2 separate regions of the Homo sapiens genome follow, and region 2 is linked to region 1. Evidence: chromatin loops called from intact Hi-C (ENCODE). Cell type or tissue: endothelial cell of umbilical vein. All regions are shown on one strand. Links, peaks and the distances in the headings refer to the core of each region. The heading gives the core; the rest is flanking DNA.

Evidence for each region. A loop is a pair of places that touch in the nucleus more often than their neighbours do. Peaks named below come from ENCODE experiments on the same cell type or tissue, not always from the same donor. Only the 100,000 strongest peaks of a DNase experiment are listed, where the experiment ranks them.
Region 2: it touches region 1 in a loop (7-fold over the local background); 91 of 110 quality-filtered maps call a loop at or near these places.

Annotation. Positions count from the first base shown.
Region 1 is chrX:129,718,910-129,727,247 of GRCh38, reverse strand. All of the region lies in intron 1 of LOC124905214 (a long non-coding RNA gene), which reads right to left. Among named protein-coding and RNA genes, the nearest start is that of XPNPEP2, 16 kb to the left of the region's middle. In endothelial cell of umbilical vein, for the core only: a CTCF peak has its summit at 682 (motif pointing right); DNase peaks (open chromatin) are centred at 697 and 6,867; H3K27ac peaks cover 4,366 bases.
Region 2 is chrX:129,618,909-129,627,246 of GRCh38, reverse strand. No RefSeq gene overlaps it. Among named protein-coding and RNA genes, the nearest start is that of APLN, 32 kb to the left of the region's middle. In endothelial cell of umbilical vein, for the core only: no CTCF peak of the experiment used is centred there; a DNase peak (open chromatin) is centred at 4,226; H3K27ac peaks cover 2,302 bases.

The DNA of each region.
Region 1 (8,338 bases), core at 128-8,127:
ACACCATGTCTTGTCAAGTCTACCTCCTACATGTATCTAAAGATCATCACTTCCTCTGCTTTCTGCCCTGGACTATTGCCATAGATCCTAAATGATTAGTCTGCTTTCACTCTCTTCCCCTCCAAGCTACCCTCCACACTATGGCCAGTGGTTAAGAACACCAGCTTTGGGGCTAGGTAGATCTGTTTTTGTGCCCCATCTCTGCCATTCATTGGCTCTGTGACCTTGCGTAAGACATTCACTTTTCTGAGTCTCAGATTCTTCATCTTTAAAATGGAAGTAATAATAATAATTTTACCTACTGGGAAGGTTGATGCCAGGATTCAATAAGAATGCATCCTCAGCATTTTGCACAGTGCCTGGCACACAGCAAATGCGTAATAAATGATTGCAGAATGTTTGAGAAGGGGGCTTAGATGAGAGTATGGATGGCTCTAGCAGCTTCCTTTCTTTGCTGAAAATAACAGTTCTGAACTCATGGACTACACCAGATGTGGCTTGGCTGTCGAGTCTGAATAGGAAAGACTGTGCATTTGTCCAGATTAAGGGAGAGCACAGATATTGCAGAGGGCATCTGAGTTGTATTCCTGAGGTCACAGTGGCAGCTAGGGCCTGGAAAAACTGACAGGTCCTTGGAAGCTGACATAACTGGCCCAACTGGAGCCAGCACATCTGGAACTAGACAGCAGAGGGCAGCAGAGGTTGGTGCGATTGCAGTTCCCTGGGTTGGAGTTGGGGTTGGGGAGGAGAAACCTAAAGGAAAAACTTGGGATCCAAATGGGGGTTTGGCTAGAGGAGCTGTCCAGAGGATAGCAGTGCTCTTGAGCATCCTTTCCCTTAGGGCCTGGGATGAAGATGATTAAGGAAGTAAGGCTGCTTGGGAGGAAAAGAGGAGGCTAAGATTTAGAAGTGGGAGCTGAGTGAGTGAGTTGGAACTTTTACAAAGTATACTAAGAAAAGTGAATCTATCCTAGTCTTGTCTATTTGGGCCTTTGCTCATTTCTAGGAATCCCAATGGTCCTTCTATGGGCAGAGTTATCAACTGGGGACCCCAGAGGGTGGAGATGCTTTTATGTGTGATAGATGATGAGTTTGTAGTACAGGTAGGGGCCACATCCCTAAGGTATGAATAAAAGAAGCTTCAGGCTCATGAGGAAACCAAGGCCCAGAGAGGGGAAGTGACTTGCCTAAGGTCATATAGTTAGGATTAAGAGTGAAAGCCAATATTTACTGAAACGTTCTAGGTATTGCTGAACACATTCCATGCATTACCTCACTTAATCCTCACAATAACCTCATGAACCAGGATCAGGTGTTGTATCATCACATTTTACAGAAGAAGAAACTGAAGCACAGAAAGGCTAAGCCACTTGCCCAAGGCCAAACAGCCAGTCAGTGTTGCACCAGGATGCAAATCCAGGCAGCACAATTCCACGGCCTGTGAATGTAACCACCACATTCTGCTACTTGCCTAGGTCAAAGGTTAGGTTTCTGTACTCCCAAATCAAGGCTCTTACCAGTATAGACAATTACTCTATATTGTCTTGGATGGAACCCAGTTTCAGTACGTCAAGTCCTGGTCTCAAATTAAGTACACTAGAAAGGCAGTTTGCTACTTTAAATGGAAGCTCAGTTAATCCTTTTGTGAGGTAAATACTGCCATTTTTCTTCTCCTATCTATAATTTACCTGCATTGTGATGTTTCTACACTGTGCGAACTGTCCAGGGGACATATGGTTGGCATGCTTCCTATAGAGCGTCACTGCTGATACAGGTTCTGCTTTAAAGGGCTTCTTTCCCAGTCAGCTCTAGATTTCTCCTGAGTTGCATTCCTATACCACATTGTTACTGTAGTCCAGGGATGGTGAAAGAAAGTCAGTTAAAGTAATGTTTTCTTTAAAAAAATTCTCTATTTTGTTTTCCTTGTACTATTGCTTGTTATTGAGCAAGCAACCATTCTTATTCAGTGTCTGTCTGCATAGAGGCATTCATTCATTTATTCATTCATTCATAAAACACTTGCTGGGCGCCTGCTATGTGCCAAGCACTTTGCTAGGTCCTAGGGGTACAGTGATGAACCAGGAGAGCATGGTCCCTGTCCTCATGGAATTTTGAGTCTAGAAAGAAAGTCAAATCATCCCTCTCAGGTGCCTCTAACTGAAATTGGGAACCGCCCATCTTCTCCGTCACCGTTGCCTTAGCTTGAGCTCTTATCATGTCCCTTCCTTGGATCACTGCAGCTGGTCTGCCAGTCCCTGTTTCTCCCAACCCCCACCACAGCCTGCACACAGCAGAGAGCAGCAGACAGACTCCACCTTTGAAAACATCCCTTCAAACATGTCACATCCTTCCCCTGCTCAACCTGCTCAAAATCCTTCAATGACTCCCCATTTCCTGTCAAATGACATCCACATTCCTTCACCATCTGGCCCGATTCAAGCAAGTTCATGAGCCCATCCTGCCCTATCCTCTTCTCTATAACCTCATTTCCTACCTGGCCATCTGCTTTAGTAGGTTTTCTTACTGTCCTCATACACTTCCAGCTCATTCTTCACCTTTAGTTCCATCTCCTCATATCCTACCTATCCTACAGAAGCTCTGACTGGGGTACCACCTTCTGTAGGAAGCCTCCCCAAGGACTCCCTCCTTCCTCTGCTCTCCCTTCTCTGTGATCCTGGGCCCAAGGCCTGAGCTGGTGCGAAGATTAAATGACATGCCATTATGGGCAAATTCTTTGTATTGCATCATGGGAGACTTCATATCCATTCTCATAGCTACCATTTATTAAGCACATGTTCTCTGCTAGCCAGTGGAGCTCAATGGCTTAAAGAAACCATTTCGTTGAGTCCTCATAACAGCTTGTGAAATAGACAATATTGATTAGGTCCATCATTCAGATGAGGAAATTGGCTCAGGGAAGTTGTGTATCTAGCCCAAGATCACACTTATAGATAGGTCCATCTGGGGATCCTGTGCTCCTTCCGAAGGTGGTCCATTGGACTGAGCTGGTTTGAATCCCAACTGTGCCTCTTTTTAGAAACCTGTAGTGCAACTTTATATGACCTTTCAGGTCTTTAACTCTTGATTTAAAACTTTCTATTAATATTTTCCCTGGTCCTAATTCTCTGCTTTTATTTTGTCATTATTTTTTCATTGTCATTAACCACCTCAAAGTCTTTGGGAAACAAGGTGGGGTAATTAAATTAAATGCATGAAAATAAAATTGTTTCCTTGGCTCCACTTATAGTGCCCAAGAAAGAATTGGGAACCGGTGCTAGGCGAGCATCGTCTAACCTTGTGCTCTGCAAGGCCTTGAGGAAAAGGCAATCCAAATTAGAAGCCAAAGGTCAGTTCTTTCTGCGAAATAAGAGTCCATGCCAGGTTCCCTATCAACATGCCTGACTGTGGCATGGACTCTATTTCCTTCCATAGTTTTATTTTTATTTTTAAGGAGCCATCAGGTGGTAATGGATGATTCATGCTTTACTTACTCTTCTTGTTTATTTCCCTTCCTCGACCTTCAGATTTTTTTCCCCTTAATGTTTGTTCCGGGTTTTGACAAAGCACCGAGGTACTTGACTTACATTGGTAACTTTTTTTTCTAATGTCTTCTTAGGAAAAAAAAATGAAAGGAAGTGACAGTATTCCAAAACCATCTTTTATTTTATCAGTGGATGGATTGCACCTGCTGCTCTCCAATTGTTTCCTTTTACAGTAAAACCTCATTAGAAGACACTCCATGAGTACCAAATGGGGATAGCTTGGGCCCTGTCTGTCTTGACTTTGTCCACTCTCAACAAAGTCATAAATGAATTGAATAAATGGACTCTGTGCACTGAGTTTCTATACTTCAAGGCAGCAAACTTTATCATTTCCTTGGTAGGACCATTTGCATACAAATGATTGATGCTGAGGATTCTTTTCATTTCATTAAGGCAAGTCTCCTAAGACCTCGATTAGGCTACAACTTGTTAGCTTACTTGGAGCTACTGTGAATTATTCAAAACAATAAAGCTTCATTACTTTACAAGTAACCTACAATACAGATGGTTCACTAATTTGAAAGGCTACCTCCAATTAGTTTGAATAAGTGAGGTTGGACTGCATTCAACAGCAATTTATTGATTTCTTTCATCATACAAATCACTCTCCCTAGGCAAGAATTCTTTTTAATAACCCCAGTACTCCGTGAAGACTGGAACAGTGGCATCTCCCTCAGAGACAAAGATGTGGTGCCCACTCACCTGTCTGAGTTGGAATCTTACTAGTAGAGGTCACTTGCACTGATACACCCACACGCTTAAAATCTTGTTCTTAGTGGCTAAAATTCAGGGTCAATATATGGCTGGGACAGAGAATTGGTTCTGTGTGATGCTGGCCAAGTTGCTTTACCTCTCCAGGTTGGAGTTTCTTCACTCTGCAATTATATACTCAGTCTGTGAATGAGACTAAGGGCAGCCCATTACCAAGGTTTAGGCTCATTCTCTGAACAGGTTTAGGGAACATTCTAGGCTGGGGTTAGTGCTCAGTCAGTGGCCAGGGTTAGAGCTTGCTTTGTGGATGAAGAGCTAAGTGAAGGGGACTTTATTTTCTAATCCTAACTGCCTGCTTATAGGTAGCGCTATGCTCTACCCCACTGAGCTGAGGACATAAGACACCAGTAGCAACGAGGCAAGACTGGAATTATAGGACAGGGACACTTAGGAACATAGGGAAAGATACTGGAAAATTTATATTCCCTGTCTAGTACCTCAACATTTTCTGTAAAGACGGCAAGAGGGAGAGGCTCACTCGCAGTCACTGACGTTGCAAGGAATCATCAGATTCCAAATAATTATTTGCAATTGGTGCATTTCCTTGCTGTGAATTTCTTTCTCAGGGACTCTGGCCATGGGGTGCTGGTGGGATCTGTTCCAGTCAAGTTATCTATTCTCTATGTCTCCTATGGGTGTGGACGAAAGGAGATGGGCTGGGCCACCTTGGCCATGTTTGAGTTAACAAATGACAATAGAATTCCTGCTTAGAATGCTAGGGAAATAGGTTTCTTTGACCTCCTGGGAGGAATTGTAATCACCAAGTTTTCAAAAGGCTAGGGAATCTTAACTGAAGGCTGCTTTTCATTTGAGACAGGAAGAGACAGACACGGAGGGTGAGACTGATAAGTGAAAGGGCGTGAAGCACCATTTCCCCCTTCAGGATGCTGGGGCTGGGCTGGAGAAGATGCAACCGGAGGTGGTGGTGGTGATGGCGGAATCCACTGTGCCTGACCTACATGCTCACAACCACCCTATGGGCTCATTACCATATTACTCCCACTTTACAGATTAGGAAACTGGGGTACAGAAAGAAACAGAGGTCACCCTGCTAGTGAGTGCAGTGCTGTAATTTGAACTCCAGAACCTCTGAGAATTATGGTTATTGGAAATACCAAGTCAATTTGGAATAGCAGGAAGACAAGGAGAAGAGATGGAGGGGGTTATGGTATCATGGTACCTCAAGTGCCCAGAGGTGGCCTCAGTGCCAAGAGGTAGCACAGTGCAGTGGTTAAGAGCATACACTAGGAACCCCACAGTCTAAGCTGACAGACTTGGTTCAAATCCCAGATCTCCCACTTTCTGGCTGTGTGACCTCAGGCAAGTTACTTGACCTCTCTGTGCCTCGGCTTCCTCATCTGCGAAATAGAGACAGGGATAATAATAGTACCTACTTCATGGGATTGTTATGAGGCTTGAATGAATCAATGAGGGAGAGTGTTTAGACAACACCTGACACCTAGCAAAAGCTACCTGGCTGTTTAACATCTAGTGTAGTAATGAATTGCCCACATGCTGGGTCTGTGGTTGGCTGGGGGATCTTTGAGCCTCAGCTTCTCCCTACAACCTACTTTAGAGTTGATGTGAGACATAAATGAGGCAAGGTACATGGAGAAGAGCACACAATGAGCTGTTTAGCATTACTATATCAGCCCTTTATAACCCAAAGGTAGAGTCCACATTGGTGTAGCATCTGTGAGTTCAAATGTTGCATTAAACGAGTGGGTCAGTGGCAAGGTATGAAGATAACCTTTTCTGATCTGCAAGGAATTCTGTTTTCTTTCAAAAATTTTTAAGAGACAGGGTCTTGCTCTGTTGTCCAGCCTGGAGTGTTGGGCTCAAGCCATCCTCTCACCTCAGCCTGCCGAGTAGATGAGACTACAGGCACACGCCACCACACCTGGCCGGTTTAAAATTTTTTTTGTAATAATGGGGTCTTGCTATGTTGCTCAGGCTGGTCTTGAACTCCTGGTCTCAAGTGATCCTCCCACTTCAACTTCCCAAAGTGCTGGGATTATAGATGTGAGCCACCGCGCCGGGCTGGAATTCTGTGTTCAATCTAAGTGACTTTAGAACCTGCTGACACACAGTGAAGAGGGAAAGGGCCATGGCCTCAGATACCATTGGGCCCAGATCCACAGCCTCAAGAATCCACACCCTTGGTAGAGCCAATGGGTGAGAACTCAGTCTCCAGAGCCAGACCTGTCTAGGTTCAAATCCCAGCTCTATCACATATTGTGCGACCTTGGGCAAGTCACTTGGCCTCTCTCAGTCTCTGTTCCCTCATCTGGAAAATGGGGGTAATATTTGTGCCTTCCTCATAGTGGGTGTTGTAAGGATTAGCTCCATGGACACATGTGGAGAGCTAAGAGCAGCGCCAGGCACGTAGTATAATATTTGTTGATTTATTTCCAGAGAAACCAGGGATATGAGTGAGAAATGAAGGAAGGCTGTGGCGCCCCTCTCCACCCTCTCCCTTTCCCCACCGGCTGGAAGATGCTCCTGTCCAAATGGGAAATTGAGGCCAAAATAGCACAATAAAGGAAAGGAAGCGCTCCAGGAGCAGATGGGCTCCCACTCACCGTCCTGAGGAATGTGCTGACTATTCAGGAACAGGCCTTTGGCAGTCACTTAACACAATCACGAAGCAAAGGGAAATGATCAAGTCTGTCACCAGGGTCAGTGCCAATTTGTTTAAGAACGTGGTGAGGCTGAAAAGGAGGATGTGGGGAATGGGAGGCCCCGAACATTCCTGGAGCCAGTTTGCAAAACCTCCCGGGCAGCAATCCCAGGTGCGTGTGGCTGGAGACCTGCCCTCCCCATGTACCCTCCAAAGTTCCCCAGTTAGCAGCCTTGGCCATGATGGGGGTGCTGGTGGCTCACGTGGGCTGGGTCAAGTTGGGGGTCCCATGCTTCCTTTATTCTATTCTGCAAACTTGTACTGAGTGTCCACTCTGTACCAGACACTGGGCTAGGAGCCGTGGGGTATGTGGGGGAGAATGATACAGGTAAGGTCCTTGCCCTGGAAGAACTCCTAGAGGATCGAAGCTATGTCCCCTTCACATGGGGAAAACATCTAAGAAATGCTGAGGGGTCAGGGACTGAACAACTACCCCTTCCCAGGGGGTTTACCTGGAAAAAAAGAGAATATCTGGAAAGGATAATGTTTAACATGGAGTAACTTCTAATGATGGAATTAGTGGGGGTGTTATTTCCTGGTGGGTGGAGGGGCCATGGCAGACTGTAAACTTATTAAAAGTAAAGCTTCTGCTTCTGTGAATCCCTTGACCAGTGGCTAACATGATTGTACACCTAAACAGACTTCTAGGCAGAGCATTTAGAACGGACCCTACCAGCTTTGACCGAGTGCCTGCTATGTGCCAGGGACAATACCAGGTGTTCTCCTATGCTTTAATATCACAGAAAATCTATCTGAAGTGGATTAATGTAAATATTGAATGACTGGACATGAATCACAGGAAGGCCCTTGGGTAGAATGTAACCTAGTAGTTCTCAAATTGTGGTCCCTGGACCAGCAACATCAGCATCACCTGGGTGCTTGTTAGAAATGCAAATTCTCAGTTCCATCCCATATACACAGTCAGAAACTTTAGGGGTGGGCCCAGCAATCTATTCTTACAAACCCTCCAGGTGATGCTGGTGCACACTCAAGTTGGAAGCCCACAGCTCTAACCCAGTGGTCTTTAAAAGGGGCTCTGGGCTACCATGGAGGTTCTAGGGGAACCTCTGGGGAGGGGAATGGGTTGAGAGCAGCTCTATTTTCATCTGCCACCTTACACGTTGAGTTGCCCTGTTAGATTTTGTTTAAAGAAAGTGTTCCAAACTGCAAAAGTTTGAAAACCATGATTCTGGTAGAACCAACTGCCTTCCCCACTTGACGCATCCTGCCTCATCATTTCTGCAGATGGAGAACACTGTAGCCCAGGGAGAGGATGGCTCTGGCAGGCGGGAATGGGACTAGCACTCCGGCCTCCTAACTTCCAGCCCAGGGCTCTTCGTGGCAT
Region 2 (8,338 bases), core at 133-8,132, 100 kb after region 1:
GGCTGAGGCTGGAGAATCACTTACCCAGGAGGCGGAGATTGCAGTGAGCTGAGATTGTGGTACTGCACTCCAGTCTGGCAACAGAGCGAGACTCTGTCTCAAAACAAAACAAACAAACAAACAATAACAACAACAAAATAGGAAAGTTATAGGCATCTCCCTTGAGCTCCAGACTCATGTACTAAACTGCCTATCCATCATCTCCCTTTGGATGTCCAATAGGCTTCTCAAACATAATGTGACCAGCACTGATTGCCTGATCCTCTCCTCCTGCATACCTGGTCCCTTTGAAGTAAATGGCAGTACATGACAATTCCCATGTGGCTGAGGCAGAAACCTTTTTTTAGAAAACATTAGATTCAGGGGATATATGTGCAGATTTGTTACATGGATATATTGTGTGATGCTGAAGTTTGGGCTTCTATTGATTCCATCACCCAAACGGTGAACATAGCACCTGGTAGGTAGTTTTTCAACCCTTGCCCTCCTCCTTCCCTCCCACCTTTTGGAGTCCCCAGTGTCTATTGCTCCCATCCTTATATCTGTGTTTACCCAATATTTAGCTGCTGTTTATAAGTGAGAACATGTGGTATTCGGTTTTCTGTTTGTGTTAATTCACTCAGGATAATGGCCTCTAGCTGCATCCATGTTGCTGCAAAGGACACAATTTCATTTATTTTATGGCTACATAGTACTCTATGGTGTACATATACCACATTTTCTTTGTCCAGTCACACTGATGGGCACCAAGGCTGATGTGATTCCATGTCTTTGCTGTTGTGAACAGTGCTGCGATGAACATGCGAGTGCATGTGTCTTTTTGGTAGAACGATTTATTTTCTTTTGGATACATACCCAGTAATGGGATTGCTGGGTCAAGTTGTAATTCTATTTTCAGTTATTTGAGAAATCTCCAAACTTCTTTCTACAGGAGCTGAGCTAATTTACAATCCCACCAACAGTGTATGAGTGTTTTTTTTCTCTCTGCAACCTCGCCAACATCTGTTATTTTTGACTTTTTAATAGGAACCAGTCTGACTGGTGTGAGATGGTATCTCATTGTGGTTTTGATTTGCATTTCTCTGATTAGCGATGTTGAGCATTTTTTCATATGTTTGTTGGCCACTCATATGTCTTCTTTTGAGAAGTGTCTGTTTATGTCCTTTGTCTAGTTTTTAATGGGGTTGTTTGTTTTTTTCCTTGTTGATGAGTTTAAGTTCCTAATAGATTCCAGATATTAATTAGTCCTTTGTTGTTTGCATAGTTTGCCTCTATTTTCTCCCATTCTGTGGGTTGTCTGTTTACTCTGTTGATGGCTTCTTTTGATGTGTAGAAGCTGTTTAGTTTAATCAGGTCCTACTTGTCAATTTTTGGTTTTGTTGCATTTGCTTTTGAGGACTTAGTTATAAATTATTTACCTTGGCCAATGGCCAGAAGAGTATTTCTTAAGTTTGATTCTAGGATTTTTATAGTTTATGGTCTTACATTTAAGTCTTTATTCCACCTTGTGTTAATTTTTGTATGCGGTAACAGGTAGAGGTTGAATTTCATTCTTCTGCATATGGTTAGCCAGTTTTCCCAGCAGCATTTATTGAGTAGGGTGTCCTATTGGGTATTCCCCATTGTTTATTTTTGTCCACTTTGCTGAAGATCAGTTGGTTGTAGGTGTACAGTTTTATTTCAGGGGTCTCTATTCTGTTCCATTGGTCTATGTGTCTGTATTTATTTTTGTACCAGCACCATGCTCTTTTGGTTACTGTGCCCTTGTAGTATAATTTGATGTCAGGTAATGTGACGCCTCTGGCTTTGTTCTTTTTGCCCAGGATTGCTTTGGTTATTCTGGCCGTTTTTTGATTCCATATTGATACGGTTTGGCTGTGTTCCCACCCAAATCTCATCTTCAATTTTAGTTCCCATAATCCCCACATGTCATGGGAGGGACCTGGTGGGAGGTAATTTAATCATGGGGGCGGGTTTTTCCCATGCTGTTCTCATGATAGTAAGTTTTATAATATCTGATGGTTTTATAACGGTGAGTTTCCCTACACACGCTCTCTCTTGCCTGCCACCATGTGAAACATTCCTTTGCTCCTCCTTCACCTTCGACCATGACTGTGAGGCCTCCCCAGTCATGTGGAACTGTAAGTCCATTAAACCTCTTTTTCTTTATAAATTACCCAGTTTTGGGTATGTCTTCATTAGCAGAGTGAGAACAGGCTAATACACATATGAATTTTAAGATTATTTTTTCTAATTATTTGAAAAATGATGTTGGCATTTTGATAGGAATTGCATTGAATTTGTAGATTGCTTTGGGCAGTATGGTCGTTTTCACAATATTGGTTCTTTCAATCCATCAGCATGGAATGTTTTTTTCATTTGTTTGTGTCTTCTCTGATTTCATTGAGCAGTGTTTTGTAGTTCTCCTTGTAGACACCTTTCACCTCTTTGGTTAGCTGTGTTCCTAGGTATTTTATTCTTTTTTTGGCTATTATAAATGGGGTTGTGTTCTCCATTTGGTTCTCAGCTTGAATGTTATTGACATATAGAAATGTTACTGATTTTTGTACATTGGTTTGTATCCTAAAACTTTACTGAGGTTGTTTATCAGATCTAGCAGTCTTTAGGTGAAATCTTTAGAATTTTCTAGGTGTAGAGTCATATTGTCAATGAATAGAGATAATTCGATGTTCTTTTTTTGTTTTGAGACAGAGTCTCACTCTGTCAGCCAGGCTGGAGTGCAGTGGCGTGATCTCAGCTCACTGCAAGCTCCGCCTCCTGGGTTCCCGCCATTCTCCTGCCTCAGCCTCCAGAGTAGCTGGGACTACAGGTGCCCACCACCACGACTGGCTAATTTTTTTGTATTTTTTAGTGGAGACGGGGTTTCATCGTGTTAGCCAGGATGGTCTCTATCTCCTGACCTCGTGATCCACCCACCTTGGCCTCCCAAAGTGCTGGGATTACAAGCGTGAGCCATTGCGCCTGGCCCGATGTCCTCTTTTTTATTTGGATGACTTTTATGCCTTTCTCTTGTCAGGCAGAAACATTTTGAGTCATCTTTGATTGTTCTCTTTACATCCCGCCTCCATCTAATCCATTGACAAATCCATCTACCTTCAGAATATATCTATATTCTGCTCACGTATCACCACATCCACCATTACCACCACGGCCTAAGACACCATCACCTTTCACATGGATTATTGCCAGAGATCAAGAAATTATTGCAACCAATCTCCCTGTTTCCACCCTTGTCCCCCTACAGTCTATTCTCAACACAACATCTGGAATAATCACTTACAATCTAAGTCAGATCATATCAGACCTGTGCTCAGAACCCTCTGGTAACTCCCTCCCATCTCTCTTATTACAAAGGCAAATGAGGCCCCACAGGATCTGGTCTCCATCACTTCCCCAGCCTCACCTCCTACTCCTCCTCCTTCGAGCCCTCCACCCCACACTGGCCTCCTTGTTATTCTTTATTCACACTAGGCACATTCCTACCTCAGGGCCTTTGCATTTGTTTCTCCCTTGGCCCTGAATGTCCTTCTTTTGAATATCAGCATTGTTTACTCCTTCACATCCTTTAGTATTTGCTTTAAACATCACCTTCTCCAGTAAAACCTTCCCTACCCACCATATTTTAAATAGTAGATGGGGACTGGGGTCAGCTTCTACCCAGGAAGTTTTGCCTGTCAGTCAGGGGAGGCTTCCTGGAAGAATGTCAGTCCTGTACCCACAGCAAAAGTAGCTTCTGGCCCTGACACACCTGATGGCTCCCCTGGAAAGATGGGTTGGGTGGGAGTGTGCATGTGAGAGCATGTACAGAACTGTGTGGAATGGGTAGAATTTGGAATGGAGGAGTATGGCTGTGTTTATGTAACTCTGCGGGTAGCTGTGTGCAATACTCAGGAGGGAGAGGGGGAAATACTTGGCTGGGGCCTTCAAGGTGAGTTCAAGACACAGAGGCCTAGGTACCCCCTCAGATTTCATCTTTGACCTGAGGTAAGTGTACTTGTAGTGCTAGCCTAGCCAGATTCTCCCACGCACCACAGCATCCCTTGAGGGGCCAGGAGGGCCGGGTGACTATTAGGTCAAGCATCTGAAGAGGTGAAGACGAAGCTTCAGGCATTTCCCCTCATGAGCCAAAGGAATGCCGGAGAAGCCCCAGAAGCCCCGAGAACAATGGGGAGTTGACAGCCCCTCTGAGGACTTGTGACGTGGGCCCTGAGGGGGGGCGCACAGCTGCCTGCCAGAACCTGGGGCAGGGGAGAGGGGTTGGCAAGGTTACAGAGGAGCCCCTGGAATCCTTGAAGGAGGAAGCCGGAAGCAGCTGGGGATGACACTGACAGGCATTTCCCGCCTCAGGATGCCCTCCTGCTTTCTTCACTGCCGCTGCAGCTGCAAAAGCAAAGCTGCAGCTTCTCTATGGCCTCAAAAGGCAGGTCTTGAGGTTGGGAGCTGTAGGGCCCCAGTCAGACCCCCTACTCCTTGCTTCCTTCCCTCTCTCTGAGGAAGGCAGGCAGCCCCCACCCGATTCACCCTGCCTAAAAGGCAGGGTACCTTTTAGGCCTAGGGAAAGCAGGGGGAGATTAAGGCCATTGTCTTTTTTTCTGTTTTTGTTTTTACAGACAGGGTCTCTCTCTGTCACCCAGAATGGAATGCAGTAGTGCGATCATGGCTCACTGCAGCCTCGACCTCCTGGTTCAAGCAATCCTCCTGCCTCAGCCTCCTGAGTAGCTGGGACTACAGGCCGGTGTCACCACACCCGGCTGATTTATTTTTTGTAGAGATGGGGGTCTTTCTATGTTGCCCAGGCTGGTCTTGAACTCCTGGTCTCAAGTAATCTTCCTGACTCAACCTTCCAAATTGGTGAGATTATAGATGTGAACTACTGTGCCAGCCAAAGACAACTGTCTGTAGCTCTTTCCCTGCCTGAACCCAGGCTTATGCTTCCTTTGCCAAAAGTAGGGCTGGTCCTGAGGGCATCTGGGCCTGGAAGGTGTACTTACCCTCTTGCTGTTTCACTGGGCCCACACCAGGGCGGGCTAACTGGGCATTGCTTAGCCTCCAAGTCTTCTATAGGTGCTTCAGCGAATAGCACCAGGCCCCAGGCAAATTGAGGCCTCTCTGTCTGGAGAATCTGTCTCACCTTAGTCCCCTGTTACATGTTTCCTCCATATTTTTTGCAGTGCAGCGCCCTCTAAGCATGCTCCCATTGACATAGGTTGTGATAATAACCTGTCCTCCAAATTTGTAGTAATCATGGCCACTCCCTTAGTGAACCTTCACGTCGCTCAAGATTTTAGCACAGGGAAGACAGGCTAAGGTTCCCAGCATAGAAGCAATAGCATCCTCTGCCCCCTTTGTTCTCCCATTTAAGAATATGGGTCAGAGGGAAAGTGACTTTATTCTAGGGATAACGCCTCCCTTATTTGTAATAAGAATAATCTTGAATCTAACCTCTTTTATGATGCAAAGTCACTTCTTTGCAAACTTTGATACTTTTTATTAGTAACACACCTTACAATTGATCTACCTCAACTCTGTTGTTAACAGAGATGGCCCCATCCAGAGCCTACTCTGGAATTCGATGGTATAAGAGGGTTTCCAACAAGTGGTTTTCCTGCAATTGCCCCAGCCGAGGTGGGGTGGTGGGGACTATGGGTCCCCACCAGATGGCAGGCAGCAAGGCCACCTCCTGGGCTGTGCACACAGCAGCAACAGCAGTAGTAATCAATGATAAGAACACACGTCAGGAAATATAGACACATGGAGGCCTTCAACATGAGAGAGGGAAAGGTGCTTACAGATCACATGGACCTTGCTGTCCAGAACCGTCACCATGAGCCACATGTGGCTATGGAGCACTTGAAACGTGGCTACCACAAAACAGAATGTTCTCCAAGGGTAAAACACACAATGGAATCTGAAGACTTTCTATGAAAAAAAAAAAAGAATGTAAAAGATCTCACTAATATTTTATATTGATTACATGTTAAAATGATAATATTTTGGATATACCAAATTAAATTAAAAATATACTATTAAATATACATAATTACAAAGGGACACGAGGAATCTTCCGGGAATGTTGCATGTGGTTCACCCTCTTGATTGTGGTGATGGTTTCAGGGAGGTCTACATATATCGAAACGTGTCAAATTGTACACTTTAGATATGAACACCTTATTATATGTAAATTGTATCTCAATAACACTGTTTAAAAATTCCTCAGTGGCTTCCCCGTGGCTACTCTAAAGGATAAAAATAACTAAGTTCTTCAGTTTATTTTTTTCAATGTGGCTACTAGAAAATTTAAAATTACATATTGCATTATTATCTATTGGACAGGGCTGGTCTAGTGATTCCAGTCCATTTTACAGATCATGAAACTAAGGTCCAGAGACAGGAAGGGCCTTGCTCATATATTGCTTAAGGGCTGGCACCAGAATGCACAGGGCAAGACTACCTATGTTGGTAAAAAATACTTAGATAAGCTCTGAAGAGTAGAAAGTGATACCCATCCCTGATTTAATACCCTTTATAGGTGCCAAGGCCTCAGGGGGCAGGGGAAGAATTTGGAGCAACTTCGGAAACCCTGGAGGGAAAGAGAGGAGCAGGGAGAAAAGGGGACAGAGGAGCCAGAGAGGTGTGGGAAGGCTGTCCACTGTGTGAGGTGACCACATCCACCTCCCAGGATTTCATCCCACCAAAGATCTTTAGTAGATTCCACTACTCACATTTTCTTGGTGGGAACTGAGAAAGGGTCTAGGTCTGGTGCTTTGGTCAACAGTGTGAAAGCAGAGACCAAGCTCAGAGCTGCAGAACGTGGGTGGTAAGAAGGCCATGAGGATATAACTCTTCCCTCTTCTTCCACTCTAAGGGAAGGTGGCTTAGAGTGGGAAAAGGAAGGTGACTTCAAGCTCAGTCTTTAAGCACTGGAGGACAATGGGTCTCACAGCACTTTAAGGGGTGCAGTAGCAACACTCACCCCAGGCCTGGATCAAGAAAAAGTAGCCATGCCCCTCTGACCAGACCCAGCCCAGACAATGCTGCCCATTTCCCAGAGGGCCTTGCTGAGCTTCACTGGCCAAACACTAAGCTCTAAGGCAACTGTTCATTCAAGGATTTCAATATTAATTCCTAATGCTTGGCAGAGTGCTTACTATGTACCAGATACTCTTCTAAGTGCCTTGCAAATAGTAACTCACTTAGAAATTCAAAAATATCTTGGGCTGGGGTCTTGACTTGCACTGTTCATGGCACAGGGGTAGAAGGGGGCTCAAAGCAATGTCATTTAGATCTCAAGGGGCATAGAGGGCCCTGATGACTCAGAGATCCACTCGCATGATCAAAATCGTAAAAGTTAAGAAAAATATAACCAGAATGACTATAGCTTTATTTCCCATCTCCCAACCCTTGATTCAACCAAAAAGAATTAAGGAAGCTTCTACTACAGGCAAAGCCAACATCTACCTCCATGCTATGTGCTATGATGTATACAAAAAAGTCATGGTCACTTGCAGCACACAGAGAAGTCATTTCAGCAAGAAGTAGCACCAGCAAAGAACAGAAATCAGATAATAGAGTAGTTAAAGGTATGTGGGGGTGCTGAGTCCTGCCTCAATGGATGATGGATCTGACTCAAGGCAGTGCTGGCTATGTCTAGAATCTTTGGCCAGGAAGGAAAGAAGGGAAAGCAAGCGGGCAGCATCTGGAGGCCCAAGTTCAGCAGCAACTGGGTAAGTCATATGAGAAGGGGACCAGCGGGTTGCATTTTGAGGGAAGGGAATGTGTAGGCTTTGGCTCTTAGTTCAAGATTGATCTGGCTCTACTGTAGAGCCAGAATCCTGGGATTCAGGTGGGCATAAAGCAGCCCAGATCTGGTCCAGGATGCCTCATGGTTACCATCAGGGGACAACATTGCTGCTTGGCATATCCCTTCACTGTGTTCCCTGTTGACTTTGCCCCAAGCCTTGCCAGTGCTCACCAGGAAGGCCTGATAAGGGAGGAGTGACAGATCTATATGAGCCAGTACCAACTGTGACACACATAACTCGCTGGCGAAGAGTCAAGTCCCTCACTTTCTGGTGGGGAGGCCAGCCAGGCTTAACAAGCAGCTGTGCTCTCCTCCTGGGTCGTGTTATCACCCTTTCAACTCCATTCAATCCTTCTCCCAGGATCTGTTGAGCAACTACTGGGTGTAAGGCCCTTTGGAAGTTATGGAAGAGTCCCAACCCTCGGGTAGCAGATACATGTGCATACATTGTTATGATACCAGGCATGTAGCTCCCCAGGAGAGATCTGGTTAAAAGGCTATGGAAAGTTAGAGGAG